3 separate regions of the Mus musculus genome follow, and all the other regions are linked to region 3. A link is a loop called in an ENCODE intact Hi-C map of the cell type or tissue named here. Cell type or tissue: left cerebral cortex. All regions are shown on one strand.

Region 1 (8,000 bases), 58 kb after region 3:
TTTTTCTTCAGAAAAAGAATATCCCTAGGAGTAGGGATATCAACCGAACACAGCAAAGCAAGGTAAAATAGGACTGAGCACAAACCCTTATATCAAGGCTGGATGAGGCAACCCAGTAGGAGGATAAGGGTCCCAAGAGCAGGCAAAAGACACCCCCCCACACACTGTTAGGAGTCCTACAAGAACACCAAGCTACACAATTATAACATATATGCAGAGACCCTAGTTCAGACTCATACAGGATCTGATTGTCCCTTCAGTGTCTGTGAGCTCCATGAACCTTGCTTAGTTGATTCTGTGGGCTGTGTTCTCCTGATATCTTTGACCCTTCTGGCTCCCACAATCCTTTCTCCCTGTCTTCTTATGGGGTTCCCCTGGCTCTGCCTAGTGTTTGGCTGTAATTCTTCTGTTTCTTTTCTTTTCTTTTTCTTTTTTTAAGATTTATTTAGTTTTATGTATGTGAGTACACTGTAGCTGTACTGATGATGGTTGTGAGCCATCATGTGGCTGCTGGAATTTGAATTCAGTTGAGCCTGCTCAACTCTGTATTTATTATTATATCTAAGTACACTGTAGCTGTCTTTAGACAGTACCAGAAGAGTGTGTCAGATCTCATTATCAGATGATTGTAAGCCACCATGTGGTTGCTGAGATTTGAACTCAGGAACGTCAGAAGAGCAGTCAGAGCTCTTAATGGTTGAGCCATCTCTCTAGCCCCAATTCTTCTGTTTCTAATTTTACTTCTCTCCTATCTGTTCTCTCCTGCATGCTCACTAGGTGTCCTTGCTTCCTCAGAGGCTCTCCAGGTAAATCTTGCCCCAGCCTTTCCTGCCTGAGGCAAAACCTCTTCCCTTCTCCAGGACTAGTTCATCTATTAGGCTCAGATCACACTCTCCCCTGTTTTCTCCAAGACCACGGTCTTTCTTTCTCAGCTTTGTCCTCACCACCGGCACCTTTTATACCCAGCTAACTGGCCTATGTAGACTCTCTCTAGCCTGGCCTTAGCCACGGGCACAGAGTCTCTTCCTTTCAGCCTTCTCCATTGTCAACTAGGGTATTGATCACAGGGAGGAGTGATGCTCCACAGTAAGTGTTTGCCAGCAAGACCTCTAACTGGGAAGTGAATGCCCATCTCTTGGGAAGAGTCCAAGATGATGAGAGAGTGCAGTGAAGATGACTCGAGAAAATGAGACGGAGTAGGGAGCCATCAGAGAGAACTGCCCGGGAAGCCTTGGGTTGAAGGAGAGGAGAAGAGTAGCAGAGTCCACTTTCTCCACACCCCTCTTCCTAGAGTAGCTTGGAGAAGGTGAAGAAAGCACATCCCTTCCCAGACCTTGAGTTTGATCCACCCTTCCTCTCTCTCTTCCCTCAGAGCCTTCTACACAGAGGACAGCCAATTTAACCACAGAGCACTGGCTGCGATTCACCACCCCACCTGCTTGGCCTCATTGCATCCTGCCAAGGTGATGTGGGTGCACCCTGTCTATCTGAGGAGCAAAGAGATGGACCTCCCAGCCAGGGCTTGAACACCACTGGGCTCCTTTGCTCAGAGTCTTGTTTTCCATACCCCTAACACACATTTGCTGGCTCCTGCTTTTGATCCTCCTACTTCTGGCTTCTTTCTGGGACTTTACCAGTGACCCCTTCCCTTCAGCACCTTGGCACAGCCCTGGTCTTTGGAATTCAGCTTGTGTTAGAAGAACTTCCTCTGGGGCTGACTGTTCATTAGTCTTGGCTCTAAACAGAGTCACCTGTGTGCACAGATCCTGACCAATTTTGTATAGATAGGGCTTGGTCTGTTTACTTATTCATTCAACAAATATTGGTGGAAGACTTTGAATTCCCATTGTAGGTAGTAGAGGTTACAATTATGGGCAAAAAGCCACATCTTTCTAAGAGTTTGCAGGTGTGTCTGGAATATTAAACCAATAATTTTACACGAGATACTACTAACAGTAAGTGCAAGGAAGAAAAATGGACCGGAACAATGCCATCCACGGCCTTCGGTTAAGCCCCTAAGGGACGCGACAGTGTAACAGTGATCTGAAGCACATGTAGGAATGAAGGGGAAAAAAATCTTCCCAGACAGAAAGAAGAGCACGTGGGTAGGCTGAGAGAATGGCCAGCTGGCTGGAGTGCGGCGAGCAAGGGCAAAGTGAGAGGGCTGGAGGTGGTAGTGGACTGGCCAGGCTCATCCCAAGGACAGTGGGAGGGGAGCCTCAGATCAACTTGTATTTCAGAAATTACTGACCACCGTTTAGAAATGGGGTGGGTGCTCTTGTGAGGTGAAGGAGCTAGGTAGCTAGTCACAGTGGCCTGAAGGGAAATGAGGGCAGGGGCACGGTGGTGGCCCTATTCCAGTTGCTTGTCCTTGCCTTCTCCTCCCAGTCCCTGTCTGTCCAGAGATGCCAGGCTTGTGTGGGCAATGTGTGCTCAGCCGAAGACAATCCCGTGGAAGGCCCAGTGTGGGGTGATGGTTAGGTTGGCTCCAGTGCTGGCCTTTGGTAGGGAATCATAGCCAAGCTTAAGGAAGCCTCTCAAATTTTGCCAACTCGCTATGCTGAGGGTGTGCGTTTCTGTCTTTACCCAGGGAAGAGTTCAGGGAACCTGCTTTGGGCTACAGAATCCTCCTTGCCATCTTACCCTCCAGGATTTTAAGGCCACTCAGCCAGACAGGTGGGCAGGAAGACGAAGGTGGGCATTAAATGGGGTGGGGAGCAAATCGTGGTCCTGCCCATCTCAGACTCTGGAGACGTGAGATCTAATCTGAGACTGTGACCTTGGTCACATCATTTCTCCTCCCTGGGGGGCTTCGGTTCCCTCATCTGCAAACTAAAGGTGGCCAAAAAGTCCCTGCCAGCTGCGACTTCAAGTCCAGCAGGTGGGACATCCCGTCCGAGGCGCGGCGCCAAGCTTGGCAGGGCGCGCGGGTGCGGGGTCGACACAGGAGAGGAGGGGGCTGCTGGAAGAAGCGGCGACTGCGCGGCAGCGCGGGGGACGCTGCACACGCTGCCGCGCCCCCAGCTCCAGGCGGGCGGCGGCGGCCCGGGGGCCACGAGGTTACGTAAGGAGCGGGCGGGAGGGACCGGCGGCTCCGCCCGAGCGCGGCCGCCCAGCCCCCGGCCGCCCAGCCCCCGCCCTCCCGCCCGCCCGCGCCTGGCGGCGGCCCCGACACCGGCAGAGCAGCCGCGCAGCCGGCGGAATGGAACGGCGCCGGGGCTGAGCCGGGCGCACTCGGGCCGCCGCATGTGCCGCGCGGGGAGCAGCTGCCGAGCGGGCGGAGAGCGAACGCCAGGGGCCCCGTCGGAGCGGCCGCACGAGCAGCGCCGGAGATGGGGTGAGTGAGCTCGCGGAGCGCCCGCGAGGGGCTACGGGCCGCCGGTCGCGTGCTGCGGCGGGAGCTCGGGGCGCCCCCGGCCTGGGCGCGGACTTTGCGCCTGGAGCCCACGGCCCTTCCCGTCTCAGCCAGCCGGGCGCGGAGACACCTGGCGGGGACCCGCACCCGGGCTGGTCTCGGCGCCTCGGCCATTCCGCGGTCTCCTTGCCCCTAGCGCGAGCAACTCCAGGGCCTGGGTTTGTGAGTGTGAAAAGCAGTTTGCCTTTCTTCACGGCTGCATTTACAGCCAGCGACATAGAAATCGAAGTTTTCCTGGAAAGGAAACACACCCAATAATAACCCTTCAGCGTAGGAATAGTGGACTTGTAGGCAGCGTTGAGATGCGACAATCTGTTAGGCACCTAGGTGAGGCTCCAGATGCTTGGGAGGGAAGTTGGAGCACTCAGTTGAAGTGACTAATGCTCCTGAGTATATAAAGTAATTTTAAAAGCAGGATTGATTTCTCTTCGGCGTCTCTCCGAGCAGTAGGCGCTGTGAGTCAGGAGCCACTGTGCTAATAACACAGTAACTCTTTACATCTGCTCGCCGATGTGAGCGCACACTCATGGTGTTTCAGTCTCTATGCGAGATATGGTTTGTGTGCTTGCTCTCCACAAGAGGAAACTGAGGCCGGTTTAGTTGGGAGACTTCTCCCAGCTTGAACAGCTGATACATTTGTAAAAGGGGAATACTTAGTGTGTGGTTGCTCACCGGCAGAAGCTAGGCCACTGCCTGACTGGCCATGAGGATGGTTAAGGACATCAGAGGTCTGTCTTCTGCTGCTGAGCCCAGTGTTCTTCAAACAGCCTTTCATGGGGCCCAGAGGCCTCTGCTGTGTAGGTGGTCTAGAGAACTAGCTTCCCTTTGGGGATGGGTGCCATGGGAAGAGTCATGATCGCCCTGGTGGCCCCACCAGCCCCTATGGGGCAGTGGCTTTACTGTGCTTAGCTCCAGACAAGCCTCAGGAGTGGCTTTCTCCGTGGAGCTGGTAGAGTTTTGGAGGGAGCAGAGGCAAGCAAGGTAGAGCTCCGGGTAGGAGAGCAGATGGCTGTGGACGCCAAGATGGAACAAGGGGGACAGAGGGCCCATCGGAAGTTTGCTTAGGAATATTGATGCCTATCCAAGAGACTTATGTTGGACGACTGGGAGGCCAGAGATAGACAGTCATCCTACCCAGAAGGCAGATTTTTGTAACATTTTCAGCCATCTCTCAGCAGATATGAAAGAACTCATCTTTGAGCAGAAGGAATCTTTGAGACGCTCAGGTTTCATAGTTAAAAAACAAAAGCTTTGGGAAGGAGTTGGCACACGTGGAAGGTAAAAGGACCTGGTGATTTTAACTCTTCCTCTGCCCCTCCCCCTCGGGTGACACAAAACCAGTGAGCCTACTTGCAAATCAGAAACAAATACTGAAACTCTGGGGTTAAAATAGGTCTGTGGGAATGAAAACATTTACTCATAAAAGCTCAAAGAAAATTCCAGAAAATAATTTTTGTTTGTGTAAAAGCAGGGAGGAGTAGCTTGGGCATTTTGTTTAAACGCAGCACATGTCTTTCATGTCATTTTAACATCACTCAATAAATGGGTATTACTCACTTCTTGTAGCGAATGGCTGGTTTGTAGCTCTTACCTCTCCCTGCCATTTTACCATATATTTTCTTCTGTAGTTTATGTGACTGTACAAGCCATGGTTATAAACTGAGATGGGGCTAAAGGCTGGATAAATAGTTTAGACGGAGGAGGTGGATGGAGGGAGCCATTTTAATAAAAGATAGAACCACTGCCATCCTTTCTGGGAGTTGTACAGGATGAGCATGGGAGGGAAGCACCAACAAGAAGCAGCCTGTGGCAGACCTGGCTAGAGTTTTGTCAGACCTCCTCAGGGCTCTGCAGTGTAGACAGATGAGACATGGGTTTAAGGAAATAAAAACCAACTGCCTGAGTGGTTTCCTTTCTTTGGTGAGGCTCTATTCCCCCTTAGGTGTCTACTGCCCTTTTCCTTCTGCGAAGTGTTCTGCATTAAGTATGTGCTATCTCCAGTGTTTGCTCCCGTTCCCTCCCTGAGGCAGCTGTTTTCAACTGGCTCCTTTCAGATGTTGCTCGCCCTTTTTGTCCATGCTTCTGGCTCCTCTTTCTTGGACCAAGTGGCAGTTACAGACCAAAGGAACCTCTCCCTCCATCTTCCTGCCCTTCCTACAGCAAGAAGGAAGCTTATAGTAAGAATTTTGGTTTCTTTACAAAACACAGAAATATTGTAAGAATGTTTTCGTTTTAATCCCAGGTGTGGGATACGGGGCTCCTTCAGACTGTCCACAGCAGCTGATTGTGATTTGCCTTGTCCTCTGGCAGGGGTGTGATTTTGCCTGCAGTAGATAGTCTCTGCGATTGTCTGACTATTGGCATTTTGGGGACTTTTCAGAGGGTATAAATGCTAGAGCCCCAAGAGGGTGTGGGTTGTTGGTTGGTAGCAGGTTGTTAAGTAGTCATGTGCAAAGAAGAAACATCAAGAGGAAATTAGATATTCTGGTGGTGAAGATCAAACTTGCCCCCAAGGAACTTGATGTCCCTAACCATTAGGAAATAGTCTAACAATAATGTTACCCGCTTTCCCCTCCATCCTTTTTTCTCTCCTATCTAGTGTTAGGAGGTTGAAAGGTGGAAAAAGAATGGAGAAGGATGGAAGAAAGAAGAACCCACAAAGTAGCCAAAGTCGGATATATTAGCTGTTACTCTTTCCTGCCTGTTTGTTGATGGCCCGACAGCTCTCTACTGATGTAGACTCTGCCCAGACCCTTTCACCTTCTGGGAAGATTGCTTTCTTTCTTTCTTATCTTCCCCTCAGCATCAGGTCAGAAGCACACTCTAGCTCGGCACTGTCCCATAGAACTCTCTGCAGCACTGGGAATGTGCTGTAGCCTTAAGGTCAGTTATCAGCCACTTGAGGCTACGGGGCACTTTAATGCACCTACTGTGACTCAGGGTGTGACTTGAGTAGCAGCGTGTAGCTAGTGGCTGTTCCGCTTCCTGATCCTGCATACCTGTCCTGCTTCTGGTCCATCTCCTTGTCCCTCTGACAACATCTCACAGATAGTGCATTTGTCCTCCATACTCTAGTCTGGCCTCTGCCTTCACCCCAGCATAGTAGCTTCTAGATGCCAGCCCCTCTCTTCTCCCACCCCTCCTCGGTGTTCCTCACTGGAGGCCTGCCCTTCTCCTTGCGAGCTCCCCTCTTAGCCCCTCTCAGCTCCTCTGACATCACACCCATCTGCCTTTCCTTTCCCTTGGTTCTGAGGCTCAGTGTTCCCACTGGTTGCTCCATTGTCTGACTCCCAGTGGTGGCTATGCTCAGGAGCTGCTCCTGGTCCCCTTTCTGGGTCACCACTCTTTTTCCAGGTCATGTTATCCAATTCCTCAACTTACCCTCATCACCAACAGGGCTTTAAACATCACTGCCTATATATCATCAACCCTACATTTTTATTTCTGAGAAAGGCCTGTGCTTCTAGTTCGTCCATCTCTGGGGTTCTTGCTGTTGCTGCCGGAGTTCACCTTCCCTCTGTCATCCCACCCAGTCAGTGGCCCCACTGCCCTTCTGATAATTTGCCAAGAGTCATACCTGGTTCTCCCCACCTCCCTACCCACCTCCACCCCCTCCCGCCTCCCCAATCCCATATCTAGGCTGTCATTGGCCCTGTGAGTTCTACTTCTCAAATAGGTCTGGAGCATGCTCACTCCACACAGTAACCACAGTGCTGGCTCTAGTCCTGCCCATCACTGCCTTCCTCTTGGAAAAATAAACTTTTCAACCCACCCCCAGCTTCCACACTGGGTTACTGCCAGTCTAGTCTTTTCCTAGGAGCCAAGTGACTAGCTTTTAAGATTGCAAATCAGATCTTGTCACTCTCCTGTCTCAACACTCTTCATGGGACAAAGGCTCGGGCTTCTTTCTACCTTATCTCCAGTGTCACCAGTCACTCTGCAGGGCCACCTACCACATTCTGAAGATTCCTGGCCTCCTTTATGGAGGACCCCTTCGTCCCACCTCTCCCCACCTTTCCTAAGGTCCACTTTCTTCCTTTCTACATCAGTACAAGAGCACATCCTAGCTCAGCACTATCTGATAGAATTCTCTGCAGTACTGGGAATGTGTTCATCCATATTCCTGGGGCCTTGGATGCCTGAAATCCTTGTACCCTGGCTTTGCAGACATCTTCTGCCCTCCTTCATACACTGACATCAGGATCAGTCTTTCCGGCCACCACCCCAAGAGGACTGCTTCCCAGGACTCTCAGAGCCCCGCCTGTGTAGACTGCAGGCCCTTGCCATAGCACAGCTGTGATTACCTGGGCTTTGTTGACTTGTTTATACTCCATCATCCTTAACTATTCCAGGAAGATGGGACCCACCTTTTCACCATTGCACCCCAACTCGTGGCACAGTTTCCTCACAGGCCTGCCATACATATTTTCTGATTGGGTTACTATCTGCATGGTGGGAGCCTTGCTCAGGTGCCAGGAGGAAAAGGGTGATGTTTTTTGGACCTTCTATATGATTTCCTTAAGTGGGGAGTCACAGGGCCAAGAGAGAGGGATGGTTTGGATGCAGTTTTGTTTTAATGCTAAGC
Region 2 (8,000 bases), 150 kb after region 3:
GGCAGAGCCACTGTGGTGTGGCCCCACGTCACCACCTTCCTCCGGCACTGACTGCCCACAGAGCTGCCTCTTGTCATTTTTATTTTCCATCCCTATGATGAGTGTGCTGACAGCCAGGGCATCAGGTCAGCTGCTGACTCTGCATGTTCTTGTCTGAGCTCTGGCTGATCCTGCCTGCCGGAGGGATCGATTGCTTCTCCTTTTCCAGCAAAGGATGGAATCTCTCCCTCTGGTCTGAGTGTGTTAGCCAAAGGCAATGCTGAGGTGTGGGCTAGCATTGCCCAGAGCGGGCTCCTCAGGAGGGCGTGGGCCTCCCTCAGAGGAGCTCTTCAGGAACTTGATTCCCAGGCTGGAGGTAGAAGCTGGACTCGGTGTCAGCTGGGACAGATGGTTTAGGTCCTGGGGTTGGTGCAGCTACAGAGAAAGGCCTCATGTCAAAGACTGGCATCGTCTGAGTGTGGCAGTGCGGAGTGTCTGCTTTTGGATGGGATATTGGCTCCACTCCCGCCCTCCACTCTGCACACACATTTTGGTTTCCAAGTAAGCAGTTGATGATGATGTCAGGATACAAAGGCTCTGTTCTATTACTCTGCTTGGTCATCCTTTCTGCGGGCTCAGACCCAGGAAAAGATGCAGTCCTGGAGTTTGCCCATCACTCCACTCACACTGCTCCCCAGCCAGGACCCTTCCATGTGGGGATCAGTTGCTCTTCAGTGACTGAGATATTTTTGGTTTCTCTTTGGTAGTTCCTGTACAGTGAGGCTGCTAAATTCCCTAGTTGGCTCTCTTAAACCCTTGAGATGAAACCAAGTAATTCAGGACATGTCTAAAATGATATAGAAGCCATTCTTGGGAAGAACAGATCAATTCAGGGGACATCTGACCTGTGATGACCCTTAAAGCAAACCCGAATCTACTTGCATGTGGTCCTAAGAGAGATTCGGAAGCCCGGCACATAGGCTGGGTAGGCTGGGCTTCATGACTTACCGGCCCTCTTGGGATTAAGTAAGGACTCTCGAATCTCGGGCAGGCAGGGGCAAACAGGAACTGCATGATGTCTATAGAGTGCTGAATGTTATGGCTTACTTGAAAAGAAATTATAAATGTCATCATGGCAAGCTGGAGCTCAATGGCTAAAGTAGCACTGTGGCCTAACTGTCCCATTCTTAAAGATCGAGGAGCTGGAAGAACAGTGCAGCGAGATAAACAGGGAGAAGGAGAAGAACACACAGCTGAAGAGGAGGATCGAGGAGCTGGAGTCAGAGGTCCGAGACAAGGAGATGGTGAGTAATGAGGTCTGAGCAGGGCCCCGGGTGTCCCTGGCCTAGCATGGCGACCTCTGTGATCTCTGCTCAAAGCAGGACAGGCGACCTAGGACTCTGGCAACTGCCTGGACTTCAGAATGGAGAATCAGGGCTTGCACCACAGTTCAGCTTTCCCAGAGCCCCACAGGCTGCTTGCAGCCTTCTTTTTACAGCATCGAGAGTGAACCCAGGGTGGTGATGGAGCTCAGTAGGTAGAGTGCTTGCCTAGTATTCATAAAGCCCCAGGGTTTGATCCCTGGGACAGTGTGAATCACCATGGTGGCCCATACCTATAATCTCAGAGCTCGTAGAAGCAGGAGGATCAGGAGATCAAAGGCCATCTTCATTAAGGCCAGCCTGGGATACAGGAGGTGCTATCTGGGAAAAAGAAAAGAAAAGATTTCCCAAAAGCCCCAGCCGGTCTCACAGATGACCGGCCTGCAGAAGATGAGTTCTGCTGTCAGGCTCATGCAACTAGACTTTCTGTTCTCAGTCATTTATATTCTGGGAGACAGGAAGTGAAGCGCACAGCACTGAGACATGGGCAAGTCAACAAAACCTCCCCAGGCCTCAGTTTTTACCATGACAAAGCAGCAATTGTAAAACTATGGGCCATTTTACAGTGCGTACAAATTTCATGTGGTGACGTATCATATATTGCATTCACCCGTAGAGTCATACGGTGTGTCAGAATAGCATCCCTCCATTGTTATTCAAGTGAGCAAGACAGGTTCCCAGAGCAGCACCCACTAGTGCATACACAAGTCGGCAATTTTCAAGAGTATGCTTTAAAATCTCTCTCTCTCTCTCTCTCTCCCCCCATCCCTCTCCCCGCTCTCTCTGTGTGTCTTAGGAGTTGAAAGATCTCCGAAAACAGAGTGAAATCATACCTCAGCTCATGTCCGAGTGTGAATATGTCTCTGAGAAGTTAGAGGTAAGGGTGTGCAGTGGTCCTGAGGTCCTGAGGCCTGGCCCGAACTCCTCCATTCCCTCTCGTGTTCACACATGGTCAAGGGTGGGTTTCTGCTTATGAACTGCTAGTAATGGCAGAGCACCGGGGGGTGAAGGGGGGTGCTGCCTCACCAACTTACACAAAGGTTCTGTGCACAGCCAGAGTGTGGGTGATAGTTTCTTACTCACAGGAAACCCCTGCAGAACCACAGCCAGTGAGGAGGGGCACGGAGTCGCCCTGGTGTCCAGACAGGGTCAGGTATAAGCCCACCTTGGCCTCTTCCAGCTCTTGCTAGAGTGCTGACTGTAGATCGGCCTTCCTCGTTACCATCTATAAAGCGAGGGGTTTTCTTCTCCTCCTCCAATGGATTCCTCACTCCAGTCCTCTTGACCTACACAAGGGACACTTTACTGAATTTCACAACCCCGGGACTGCATTGATAACCAGTTTCTGGGCCTATGTTCAAGAAAGTCCTAGTTCTAGCACCACAGAATAAAGCTTTTTCATGGCATTAAGAGTCCTCTCTCACAAAGGACAAGAGGTCATCTAGAAGTTAGGAAAGCAAGCCATGCTCACTGTCTGTCTGTCCTGGCTTTGGTAGGATATAAACGAAAGGACGGGGCCTCCGATTTCTGGTTCTCTTTTGGAACTTCTGTGAAGCCCCCTTGTGCAGGACTCTGCATTCTGCATTTCTGGGGTGCTCAGACCTTCTAATCCTTCTCTAGGGAAAGTACCAGGTGGCCCCCTTTCTGACTTGAGTGGTGAGCGTTTGTCAGGGTTCAGCCGTTTTCATGATGGTTCCATCCGTCACTGCCTTCTAGATCCTTCTCCCTTTTGTCTCATCAGGCGGCCGAAAGAGACAATCAAAACTTGGAAGACAAAGTGCGGTCTCTAAAGACAGACATCGAGGAGAGTAAATACCGACAGCGCCACCTGAAGGGGGAGCTGAAGAGCTTCCTTGAGGTGCTGGATGGAAAGATCGACGACCTCCATGACTTCCGTAGAGGACTCTCCAAGTTAGGCACAGATAACTAGGGCGGGGCGGAGCAAGTGTGTGTGAGAGGTGTGGTAGACGTAGGACATTCTCCATTTGCTTCTGTAAATGCAGGTGCGATCTGTCTGTCTCCAGACCAATTGTGCCGTCCGCTCACTCCTCCAGAATAGGAAATCTCTCGCTTCTCTGGCTTTGTGAGGTCATGGACAGCTGGAAGCTTCTGACTCAGGAATCCAGAACTTGGTCTACCTTAGCCGTTTACGCAGTCAGGGCAGGGATGTTTAGATCTTCCCTTAAGGGCTGTTGTAACCCTATGAACCGGGGATGGGGGAGTATTTTCTAATCCAAGTACCATTATCCTTTACAGCAGGCCCTCGGGTGCCTTCTGCTGCGTGGCATTCAGTGTATGTGACTCTCCAGCAGGTTCTAGACCACGGGCATGTGGAGGGAGCATCTTTTCCCAGTATGCATTTTGTTGCTTTAGCAGATGTGACATGACATTGTCAACCACAAAGTTCACACTCAAAAACTGCACAACTGACTTACTCAAAAAGAAATAATTGTAAAAAAAAAAAAAAAGTTTTAAGTAAATACACTATTTTGGGTTGGAGCACATTCACGGTTACCCTTGGCTGCCTGTGACCTTTGGGCTGTAGGTCAGACATACCTACTTGAAAGGAAACATTTAGTGGAGACCTCTCTAGAGGGAAGATAAACCAGAAGTTTTGGGGTGTGCGTACTGACAGGGAATGACTAGTTCCTGCTAAGACCCATCCTCCCCTGATTTATTGTGATTGCAGCAATGTTCTTGTTTGTTTGTTTGTTTTTTGTTTTGTTTGTTTTTGTTTCTGATTTCAGAGCAGATGCTTAAGCTGTGGGAACAGAATGCAGGGAGGGTGTCTAGCGGAGTCTGGGCACTTAATAGGTGCTTAATAAACATTCGTTCAATTAAACATATAAGCAGAACTTAGTGTTTTAATCAAACCACACAGCAGAGTTCAGACCCTTGTTGAATAACACATCATCTTTGTTGTGCTGAAATAATTCTCAGAAATGAATGCAGTTTGCTGTTCTCAAACCTAGACTTGGCTCTGAGGCACAGACTGTGGCAATGTAATCATCATAGACTACTCTGAGGCCCTCCTGCAGGGACCCCAGCCACGATCCTGGAGGACATTGCCTGTGGGACCTTCCTTCTCTTCCAGGCAGAGGGCCTGGAGTTGGAGACTTTCTGGATACCAGGAGAGCATTGTATAGGAGCTAGCCTGGGCTTAGAAGACAGGCTGGGCTTCCTGTAATAGGTTTGAACAATACAAAGCCATCCTTCACGCCATGAGGATGAGAGCCCCTCAGGTGGCAGCTTAGCCTTAGAGACAGAGATGCTCCTCCCAGGTCTGCCTTCCCTTTCCCAGTTCCTGCTAAGGAAGGGCCTGCAGCCAAAAAGCTCTCTGCTCACAGAGAACTTCTTAAAGGAACCATTGGACTTTCAGGTCCACAGGCATTCCTCTTTAGGAGAGTTTGCACACAGGAGGCAAGGTTTGTTAACCCTGACCCCCAACACTTCAGAATGCCTTGAGCAAGGGAAACGTTGGTTCCCTACCCATCTGAGAACCCTCTAGATGTATCCACATGGGATCAGAAATTCTTCCTCTTGAATGAGAAAACAGCCTGAGGACAGGGCTAGGGTCGGCACGTTTAAGACCCAGGCCCTGTGGCGACTTCCAAGTCCTCATCTTTCCTTGCAGTGGCTGATGAGTCACTCTGAGCAAGGAATTCGATCGGGACAAAAAAAAAGGAAGGAAGGCTGGTGATGTGGAAGGCTGAGTTCTGTTAGGGGGTGACCCCATCAATTTGGGATGCTTTATACAACAGAGTGGTCACCTCTGATGTAATTCAGCCAGGGTGCTGCCGTTCCCCACAGCTCCCAATAGTTCTCAAGTCAGTAGCAGCTGCTACTGGTGCACCAAGAGAACATAGACTGGGTTAGCTATGGCCCAGCATGGGCTAAGGGGAATTCTTCTTAGGCCACCCCAGCCCCTTTGCCTACCAACAGCCTGGACACATGGCTCCCAAGAGCAGTGGACACTGGGGCTGTCAGCTCAGGCTTCAGATGAGCTTCCATTATCAGGTAGAAGGAGCGCTCTCGGCTGGCTGGAGTATGATCTGGTGACATGACCATATGAGGACACTTGCTAAGGCTACTGAACTGGAAGTGTAGAAAGTTCTAGAAGTTATGAGCCCAGTGGGCTGGCTGTAAGGTTGAGACCCATGACCCCTGTTGTTAGCACTGGGGGCGTGGGGGGGTTAGCAAGTTTCTAATAGCCAGTAGGTGGGGGAAATAGTTTTTGTACTCTTGGATTCAAGCAGCCCCCAAACTGTCACAACCCATGATCCTAAGACACTAGGACGCCCCTGAAGAGTGATTTAGGCTCCACAGCTAAAGCCCCAAGCAAGCACGGAACCTCCCTTTCATCTGCTTCCTCTAAAGACATCATGATTCTTCATTTTCTTTCTTTTTAAGAACAGTCATGGCCCAGGAATGGCCTGGAAGGTCAACAGTAGGCTAGCCCTGTCTGTAGCCTCTGGCACTGTAAAAGGCAGACTCTGTACGGCGCAAACGACCCACTAAAATTGTTCCGTATCCACTCACACTAGTGGGACATACCTCCATTTTTTCTGATGTCCAGCCCAGTCTTAGGACTGTTGTCGTGGCCTCAAATCCCATACAGATGGTGTGAGCTGTTTTCCCCCAGCAATTACGGCCACAGAGTGCTGCCTGCAGAGCCTGGAGTCAGATGAGCTCTGGCCTTGGCATCTCTGAGACTAGCAGTCTGCACCTTGCTTAGCTTGCATTCTGCAGCCATCCACATGGAACCTAAAAGAGGCCAAGAAAACCTCAGAGCCCTTTAGCCGTGATCCGCATGCATTTCTGACATGAGCTGGGGTAGGGTGGTGCCTAGGAATGAGAGACCGCTGGAAGGAAGGATTGGGAGAGAAGAAACAGCCCGTGCTTGACCTCTGATCATCTCCTTCCATTGCTTCTCCCCAAGAGCTGTCACTTTAGACCTTAATTGGGTGAGAGAACTTGGCAGAGATTATCAACAGGAAGTGGAGGCAGAGTAGCCCAGAGTAACCCAGCTGTGGCCAGCAGCGTGGGCTCTTGGGTCTCCTGGACCTTGATCCGCTGCTCTCCTATGAGCCATATTGTCACTCTCCCTTTGGTGTCCCTTAGGTGCCAAGAAGAAATAAATACTCCTCTGCCCTACTAAAAGCATGTTGCAACTATATTAATTGGAGTGTGTGTCCACAGCAAGGAATAGCCGACAGGGACACGGCAGAACTGTCCACCATACACAGTAAAGTCTGTTTCCTTTGAATGATTCTGCTCTGTAGGGATCTCTTCAATGATCTCTGTGCTTGGTGAGGCCAGTTTGGTGGAACACTGTCTGGCTTTGAATTCTTTGCTGATGACTTTAATGAAGGTCCACTCACGTTTTTAAAGAGGGGAGGAGGCCTTTGATGGCAGAGACATAAACAGGAACAGAACAGACGAGCCACAGTTGGGGAGGTGCAGACTCATCCAGTGCCTAGAGCAGTTTGCATGCATGCCTGGCTGTCCACAGAGGGAACTAGCTGCTCTCCAGCCTGCTTGCTCCACAGACATAGCCTTAAGCAGCATGATGGCAGGTGCAGGTACTGCATTTGATATGAGTGTGAGAGAGCTCACATGCAGCCCAAAAGCATCACAAGCAAGCCCGTTTGACAGGGGCTCTTTCTATAGCCAAGACCCCTGCAGACACCAGTGGCGACTGTGAATGAGACCCAACTTAGACCTCACGTGCAGCCAGGTGCGTGCTTGGAAACTGGGCGGTCTGGGAGGAGCTCAAGCGATGCTGCCCTTCAGGGAGCACCAGCCACTGCTCTTTACTGGTAACTGAAGTGGGTCACTAGAAGTTACACTCACTCAATTCTTGGGAACATCACTGGATTTTGAAGCACTTGCAACATAAGGCAGAAGCTTTCAATTCAATGTCCATACATATCTTGAATGATAGCCATGACCTAAATAGACCGTGACTTCTGAATACATGGCTTCCCTCAAAGAAACAGACTGTATTCTGGGGACAGTGGGTGTGACGGCATGGAGGTGGGTCCCTACATAGAAGTGTGAGCTATTTACATGTCTTTTTCTTACAACTTTCTAAAGAATATAAATCCCTCTTTAAAAACAAGCCTGGCAAGAAGGTGACTTTGGTAGGAATTTTGAGCTGTATGAAATGTTCGTGTGTGTGTGTGTGTGTGTGTGTGTGTGTGTGTGCACATGTGCATGGGCACTGGAGGGGAGGAAGCATCAGGAAAAACCAGAGAAACAATTAGGAGGAATTCAATTATAACTTCATAACCAGGAGTCATTGAATATTTCTGGTGGTGATAGTGAATGTTCTGGAATCTGCTTACAGGACTTTGTGGGGCTTTGGGTTTGTGTGAACTTGTACAGTTCTCTTTGACAGTGTAGCACTTGCTGTGGAGTGGCCTCTGAGTCACAGGGACCCCTGCAGAGGCCCACGTGGACCACAGCGGAGTCCAGGCTTGCCTGCTCTATCAGAAAGGCAGCAGGACTGATACCTCGCAGATGTTAGGGACACGTTGATGCCTCTCTGTCCTGTACCAGTTTTGATAAGAAGGCCTGACTGTCACTCCATTGTGACAGTGAATGTGACAGCAGGAAGATGTTTCTTACATCTCCACA
Region 3 (8,000 bases):
CCCATGACCGTCCATGCCACTGATTTGACCGATTGTCACTTGGCCATCCTCGTCTGTTATCCCTACCTCTAAATTGTCTGTTGTCTTGCAGCCTACCAAAAGAAGACAAGAATATTAACTTCCCTTTACTAAATAAAAACAAGAAATCAATCCTAGTGCAATTGAGTTCTTGATATAATACACAGTAATGGAGGCTCTTTACAGCACAAGTGGTATTTGTGGTACAGCACAAGTCAGATTTTCCTAAGATTTAAGTGAGTCTCCCAGCATCACACACTGGACGTCTTTTACAGGATAGAGGCAAGGAATAAACCTGACTGTGATCAAACTGACACCTATTAAATGCGTACATCAGCATCATTTATTGTCTTGAATTACTACGTTTAATTTTCCACCCCATTTTATAAAATTTCTAAAGTAATCAAAACAATACCTTCTTTATGATATGAAGCACAAAACTCCAATTTTATAAAGTATATTTATAAAGAAAACATTAGTTTGAGACAGGGTCTTACTATTTGGCCCAGGCTGGCCTAGATCTCATAATCCTATTGCCCCAGCCTCCCCAGTAATGAAAGTATGGTTTCTATCACTATTCCTGGCTTTAATAAAACACAAAAAAGCAGGTATTTATATGCTTATTATGTTGCTACTCTAGCTGGCTCTGTGAGCAACTGTATTAAAGCTCTCTTCTCCCAGATCACCCTTTGCATTTATCCTGCAAAAATAACACATACCAGTTGCCTCTATTTCTTTGGTTACCACCAGCTCTGCTATTCCATTCCTCAACAATTGGAGGGGACTCAGGAGGGCGTTTCAAGTATTCCTGGTATTCTTTGTCATCTTTCGTGAATCTGCTTGCAAACATCTCTTCAAAATTTGGAATTTCTTCAGAAGTATCACTCATTTTGAAATTCTGTACAATTTTTAAGATCTGTAAGTATTTAAAAAAATTACACTGACTTAGCTGATGAAAAAATAAGAAGTGAACAATTTAGATGGAGTAGTAACAAAAGTCCCTGTGTATTTTAAACTTAAGATTGTAGGCATTCACTTCAACAGTTCTTGACTACACTACGCTATTGGAGCCTGCAATACTAAAATGAACAATAAATACATGACCATACCTCCCAGAGCCACCAGTCTAGAAGAGACATATATGAGACTGGGGAGAATAGCTTAACTGGTAACATGCTTGTCCTGTAAGACTGTGGACCTGAGTTTGCTCTCCAGCACATGTATGAAAAGCCAGGCCCAGTGGTATAGGCTTAGAATCCCAGTGCTGGGGAAGGAGACATGGGTAGATCCCTGGAACTTGCTGGCTGGCTAGCCAGCCTAGCTAAATGGCAAGCCCCAGGTTTCAGTGAAAGAACCCAGTTCAAAAATCAAGGTACACAGCTCCCGAAGAATGAGCCTGAAGTGGACATCTGGCTTCCACATGCACCCCCACACGCTTACACACATAACAAGAAGCATAAGGGAGACAGATATGATGTAAACATAAAGGGAGAAGCAGAAGACATCAAGAAATAAAATTAGAGAGGTAATCCAGGGACAAATTGTGAAAAATGTTTATCTAATGCAAATACTTTTGTATCTTGATAGGCAATGGGAATTATGTGTGACTTAAGAAGGGAAGATCCAATCTACTGTCCTGTGCAGTAATGCATACCTGTAACCAGGAAGCAGAGACAGGAGGAACTGCAGGCCGACCTGGTTTACAGTTAATTCCAGGCCAGCAAAGGCCATTAACAAAAATAAAAAGAAGATCCAATATACTATTTAGAAGGACTAGGTAGAGACTAGTGAAATTAAACTATAAAGGCAGATTGCTGTTAATATAGATAACACACTGAAAGGTTAATGTGAGGTAGTAACTAAGAGCAATTTTAAAAGAATTCCAGGAAGAAATAGTCACCAACAAGAAGATATGGAAGGAGAAATTCTCAGGCTTCCTGCAAGTGATTACACACATTATAGTGCCACAGGAACTTCTAGAAAGGTAAGAGTACAATGAATTTAAAGAAAGCTATGGCACACATCAAAGTGTCAATTCAGTTAACAGAGAGTAAGAGATGAAGATGAACACGAACAATGTTTTTGGTACACACACAGAAGCCAACTAGAAAAGATTACCATACAAGGTAAGGGACTAAAGAATAGTTGATATTGGCAAACCAGACAATGGCATAAAGAACCAAAAAGAGAACTGGATTCAGATATCAGGTGACTGTTTTATAGTAGTAGGAATTGAAGCAGACCTGCAAATGACTGAGAAATTAACTATAAAATGAGAAATTGGAATTTTAAAGAATCTCGAATAATTGCATCAGTAGCTGTAATCACAGCACTCGGGAGGCTAAAACATAAGAATTTTGAGTTTGAGACCAAATTAGATTATAAAGGAAGACCCTGTCTTTTGCCAGGTGCCTTTGGCACATGCCTTTAATTCCAACATTCCAGAGGCAGTGGCAGGCAGATCTCTAAGTTCAAAGCCCTTCTGGTCTATATAGAATAAGTTCCAGGACAAAAAAAAAAAAAAAAAAAAAAAAAAACCCTCCAGCCCCCACTAGCCCCAATCAAAGGTGAATAAAGAAAAAGGGGAAGCTGGGTACAGCTTCCTAAGTGTATACCTGTAGTTTGGATACTGATATTACTTGAACCCAGGAGTCTGAAGCCAACCCAAGCAACTGGCATTTAGATGCATGGCTATTAAAAGTTATGGGTAACTATTTTATAATTTAATGCAATGTATTATTACTCCAGATACTGTGAGAAATGAGAAACATCTAACAATAATAAGATAGATACTGTCTAATGGATATAAAAAGTATAATCTGGGCTGGTAGATAGAGGTGCTTGTGGCCAAGGCTAAGAACCTTAGTTCAAACTTCAGGTCCCATCTGGCAGAAACAGAGAACAGACTCCCTCCCACAAGTTGTCCTCTGACCTTCACATGTGTACCATGACAAACAAACGCACACACAATGAATGTAATACAGATTTAAAAATAGGAATCTCTAATCTTCTACCTAAGGGAAAAGATTTTGCTTAACTTGCAGGTCTAATTCTCAAGAAACCAGAGAGTTCACTTTTATTCTTCATCTCAGATCTTGAAACTGCAGAATTCTACAGGTAGTTCCCACTTCCCAGGCGTCTGTGATCAAGAACTGCTACTGTTGAGCTTTGCCATCCCCTAGCTTTCCTAACTCAAACTTCGTGTTTCTGCTGAATGCCTCCAAGTTTCTAAACCTGGTAGGGAAAATGGCCCATGTTGTAGACCTACCATTCCTGGGCCTGAGGCAGAAGGATCAACTGAGCCTAGAAGTACAAAACCAGCTTTGGCAAAGAGAAAGGACCAAAACCTATTTTATGATTTGAGGTGTATTTAACATCATGCTAAAAACTTAAAACCACATCTTCCCCGATATCCTCAAGTCATTTTTCCTTTCTAATCACACTTTCAAGGACGCTTTGGATGGGCTACTTAACTGGAAGATAGCTTCTTCATTGTCCTGTCTTTCCTCAAAATAGGTAAAGCATTTATAACAGTACTGCCCTTATTCCAACCAAATTCAACTACAATTGCTCATTAAGTTCAAGAAACAGTACTTGGACATTTTACCTTTCAGGCTACTACTTAACTTCTACCTTATTTATTACACCTCCTTGTGCCTGGTATTGGCAAACTAGTATTAAATACCAAAAACCAAATGAGTTTAGAATAAATCCAACTAGGTTGAGGGTAGTGACACATGCCTTTCATCCCAGCACTTGGGAGGAAGAGTCAGGTGGATTTCTGTGAGTCTGAGGCTAGGCTGGTCTATAGAGTATGTTCCAGGACAGCCAGAGCGATGTAGAGAGACACTGTCTCAAAATAAGACAAGGAAAACTCCCAACTAATTAAAAGTGTCCACAATTCCAAACTACCCACAGAAGCCACTAGAAGAATGCCCCATTCCCAATTAAGACAGACATTCACAAGGCAAGGAAAAGGCACAATTTATTCTATTTTCCCCATACCCTACCACATAGGTATCTTCATACTTATTCATGAGAATGGAATTGAAACAAAACCTTAATGCAAGCTTTACTTAACCCAAGGATTTGAGACAACTATATTGTTTAATGTTTAGGTTGATTAAATATGGGCTGAGGCCAACACTACCAAAAGACAAGAGAATGTGGAAGAGGGAAAAGTCAAGAGGCCTTAACAAAGAACTACAGGCAACCAAGGAATGCGGAGAGCAAGAGAAATAGTCTTCTCAAGGGAAGAGCACACCAACTGGTTCTCTAATGCCATATTTGATTAGCCCCGAAAACACACGCATAAGTAACAATATATGAACTGAGCAGGTTGTATATATCTACATATTACTAAAGAGACTATGAATTTGAAAGAGCTGAGGGGATAAAGGGAGGGTCTAAAGGGAGGAAAGGGAAAAATGTTATTATGATGTAAAAATATACAATACATATGTATAATAATCACATAAAGCACAATTACATAATATATAAAATATAATTATATAATAAACATATAAAAGAAATAATAGAATAAATAATATTAAGAAAATACGGCTGGGGGGAAGGGGGTCTTGGAAGAAACCTCAAAAGATGAGGGAAGTGTCAGAGAGATAGCTCAGTGGTCGAGAGCGCTCACTACCCTTCCGATGGACCACAGATCAGATCGCAGCACCCACGCTGCTCTCAGCTGCCTGTAATATAGCTCCAGGGGAACAGACGCCCTCTTCCGGCCTCTGCGGGCGCCAGCACACGCAACCCGCAGACAGACAGACACACAACCCGCAGACAGACAATTCTTCCCCACCCCGCAAAGGCGTGCGTGGGCAGAGGAGCTGTGCACACACACGTCTCGATCTGAGTGGGCAGGATTAGAGACCCAAGGATCTCAGTCCTAGCAGCCTACGAGGAAACTCGAGCTTCCACGGAGGAACTCGGAGAGGCGACGACCCTCGTCGCCTCGGTCGTCACCAGCTACAAGCTAGGTCAGGCACGGGCAACCAGGGGCCGCGCGCTCTCTGTCGCTGCGGCCGACAGCCTTCCTGGCACTTGGATCCCACCAACCTCCTCACCACATAGAGAACCGCACAGAGCTTTGCCTGCGGTCGGCCGACCCTGGCTCGGCTGCTCTCCAGAGCGGAGCCCCGAGCACGGAGCAGGATGACTGACTAACCACTGCGCATCCCAGCCCGCCAGCCGACGCGCGGCTGACGACGGCCGGGACAAAGCGGCTCCTTCCAGAACTGCCGTCAGGAGCCGAGCTGCGGAGAAAGAGGCTCCGAGGGGCAGCGACCTCCGGCCTCTCGCACTTTCCGGCCCCAGGCCCCCATCACCTCCGCCGCCCCGGGTGGGAGATTCATCCGCCATGTGCGGTACTCACCCTTCATGGGACGCACTGGAGACCTCGGGCGTCCACACCGCCGCACCCCACCCGGCTCTCCAAGGTAAACAAACGCTCAGGAATCCCTCAACCACCCGACTTCCGCTTCCGGAGCGTGTAAGGCGGAGTCTCGTGCCAAGTCTCTCGAGATCTAGAAATCCTCGCTTCCCCCTCCCCCCCCGCCACGCCCCTCACATTCGAACCTTGGCGCGGCCCTAGGGAAGCTCCGCAGGGTCGAGCAAAGTGGCGATGGTGGGCAGTGCGGTCATTCGCAGCCAGTGCCTGGTGACCGTCGGGGAGAGGATATCGTCATGTATAAAATCCCTCGAACTGGCAGTGCCTGGTGCACTGGTACGGGAAGTCTGAGAGTAGGACTAGGAGGGAAGGCTGCTTGTCAATGGAGACCCCAAAGCCGGAGCCCGGGCGGCGGGGCGGAGGAGCAGACGAGACTGCTCTGCTTGGGCGATGCCCACCCGGTTCTTAGCCGGCCTGGGCAGTAAGGCTCCTGCGCACCGTTGTCTATGTGTGTTTGCAGAGACGAACCCACGCCTCCACTGCCCGTATTCCGCTCGCTCCCGAAGTCTCCGCTCTTCTCGGTTGTTTGCAAGTGTGGCAATGCCAGCTGTTGACTAGCCACTTTTCTCAGATTGCTCCCCGGACCTTGCCCTCCTCTTGGGAATACGATCAGCCTGGAAAGTTTAGTGTCAAAATGGGATACCTTAGGGCTGGAGAGGATAAGAACACTTACTGCTCTTCTTGGAGCCCTGAGTTCAATCCCCAGCAACCACATGGTGGCTCACAGCCATCTGTAATGGGATCTGATGCCCTCTTCTGGTGTGTCTGGAAACAACTATAGTGTACTCATAAATAAAATAAAGCTAAAAAAAGAATACCTTTTCTTTCCACGCCCTGGTCAGATGTCTCGTTCTGTTATTTGGTCCTTGTGACTCTGGTTTTCATCCATTCCCATCCCCACTGACTCCTCATCCAAGTTCTCTCTACACTCCCTGAACAGAGCACCGATGCCCTTCTTCCTAAGTCACTGCCCCTCACCAGCATATCACCAGACAACTGCCGTAGTTATAGTCATATTCAAGCACAACTGGGATGCAAGATATTCAATAACTCCTTGCTGCCAAGGCCAACAATCTTAATTTGGATTCAAAATTCTATTTTCTGATATTTCTCTTTCATTCCCTCACAGTAAAGCAGACCAAATGCAGTAGTTCACGAATACTCATTATGTTTTTATAGCTTGCCAGTGTTCCCTTATGCTTAGAATATTGCCACTCCCCTACACACACACACCCCACCACCTCACCACCACCACGACCTCCAGATGTTGACATTGATATTACATCCATTCTCTAAGACTTTACAGGGAATGAGTTTTACTTCTGCTGGGTTCCACAGTACCTTCAGAACTTTATGTGTTAATACCATTTTCTACCTGTTTATACACACCTTTAATTTGTACATCACACTAGTATATAACACCGTACATAACTCAGTACTAGTATATAACTCGGTACCTACTTGTGGGATGAACAGTGGAACTATGTTCTAAACTATCCACGCCATAGTTTAGAAACACCAATGTAACAAAAATAGGCCAGTGCTGATGTGGGGATGCAGGTCACAGAAACAGTCATTACTAAATAGGCGATGGAAGACGAACAGGCGTGGAAAACGGAGACGAATCCACTTCTTCGGGCCTCAGAGTTGGCACTGGAGGACTTTCAGTTCCATTTGATTGAACTAGTTAAGAGCACGAAGTGATAAAGAGCACAGTGGTGATGGACACCCAACCCTAGGGCGGTGGAGGGGGATGATGGGTTCAAGGTCACCCTCAGCTACATGAGACTGTCTTTAAAAAAATTCCCTGGTTTAATAGTTCATCATAAAGTAGCAATGCTATGTGTGATAACCACTGCATAACAGAATTACATGTTTATAAATAGTCTTTTTTCTAATTTATTTATTTTTACTAGGTATTTTCTTCATTTACATTTCCAATGCTATCCCAAAAGTCCCCCATACTCTCCCCCACTCCCCTACCCACCCACTCCCACTTCTTGGCCCTGGCATTCCCTGTACTGAGGCATATAAAGTTTGCACGACCAATGGGCCTCTCTTTCCCCTGATGACCAACTAGGCCATCTTCTGATACATATGCAGCTAGAGACACGAGCTCCGGGGGTACTGGTTAGTTCATATTGTTGTTCCACCTATAGGGTTGCAGACCCCTTTAGCTCCTTGGGTACTTTATCTAGCTCCTCCAATGGGGGCCCTGTGATCCATCCAATCGCTGTCTGTGAGCATCCACTTCTGTGTTTGCTAGGCCCCAGCATAGCCTCACAAGAGACAGCTATATCTGGGTCCTTTCAGCAAAATCTTGCTAGTGTATGCAATGGTGTCAGCGTTTGGTGGCTGATTATGGGATGGATTCCCGGGTATGGCAGTCTCTAGATGGTCCATCCTTTCGTCTCAGCTCCAAACTTTGTCTCTGTAACTCCTTCCATGGGTGTTTTGTTCCCAATTCTAAGAAGGGGCAAAGTGTCCACACTCTGGTCTTTGTTCTTCTTGAGTTTCATGT

What was found. Peaks named below come from ENCODE experiments on the same cell type or tissue, not always from the same donor. Only the 100,000 strongest peaks of a DNase experiment are listed, where the experiment ranks them.
Region 1: it touches region 3 in a loop (3-fold over the local background); 2 of 42 quality-filtered maps call a loop at or near these places.
Region 2: a loop joins it to region 3, with 2.1 times the contacts of the local background. A loop is called at or near these places in 4 of 42 quality-filtered maps.

Annotation. Positions count from the first base shown.
Region 1 is chr7:81,702,096-81,710,095 of GRCm38, reverse strand. Homer2 (homer scaffolding protein 2) reads left to right here and starts at 3,171. Exons shown (of 9, transcript NM_001164086.1): 1 at 3,171-3,337. The coding sequence starts at 3,333. It overlaps Gm32579 (a long non-coding RNA gene), which reads left to right. Exons shown (of 2, transcript XR_391652.2): 2 at 1,373-1,944. In left cerebral cortex, CTCF peaks have their summits at 3,314 and 3,530; DNase peaks (open chromatin) are centred at 2,937, 3,312, 3,778 and 7,174; H3K4me3 peaks cover 2,219 bases; H3K27ac peaks cover 1,756 bases.
Region 2 is chr7:81,605,544-81,613,543 of GRCm38, reverse strand. Homer2 (homer scaffolding protein 2) reads left to right here. Exons shown (of 9, transcript NM_001164086.1): 7 at 1,173-1,283; 8 at 2,158-2,238; 9 at 3,103-8,000. The coding sequence ends at 3,291. It overlaps Gm44570 (a long non-coding RNA gene), which reads right to left and starts at 3,418. Exons shown (of 2, transcript XR_001778192.1): 1 at 2,991-3,418; 2 at 65-2,647. Gm51279 (predicted gene, 51279) reads left to right here and starts at 176; the gene lies at 176-238. In left cerebral cortex, CTCF peaks have their summits at 3,178 (motif pointing right) and 6,902; DNase peaks (open chromatin) are centred at 3,220, 6,934 and 7,273.
Region 3 is chr7:81,760,461-81,768,460 of GRCm38, reverse strand. Ramac (RNA guanine-7 methyltransferase activating subunit) reads right to left here and starts at 5,508. Exons shown (of 3, transcript NM_025997.2): 1 at 5,405-5,508; 2 at 738-934; 3 at 1-92. The coding sequence starts at 907. In left cerebral cortex, CTCF peaks have their summits at 4,759 (motif pointing left) and 6,233 (motif pointing left); DNase peaks (open chromatin) are centred at 4,840, 5,113, 5,525 and 5,942; H3K4me3 peaks cover 1,795 bases; H3K27ac peaks cover 1,378 bases.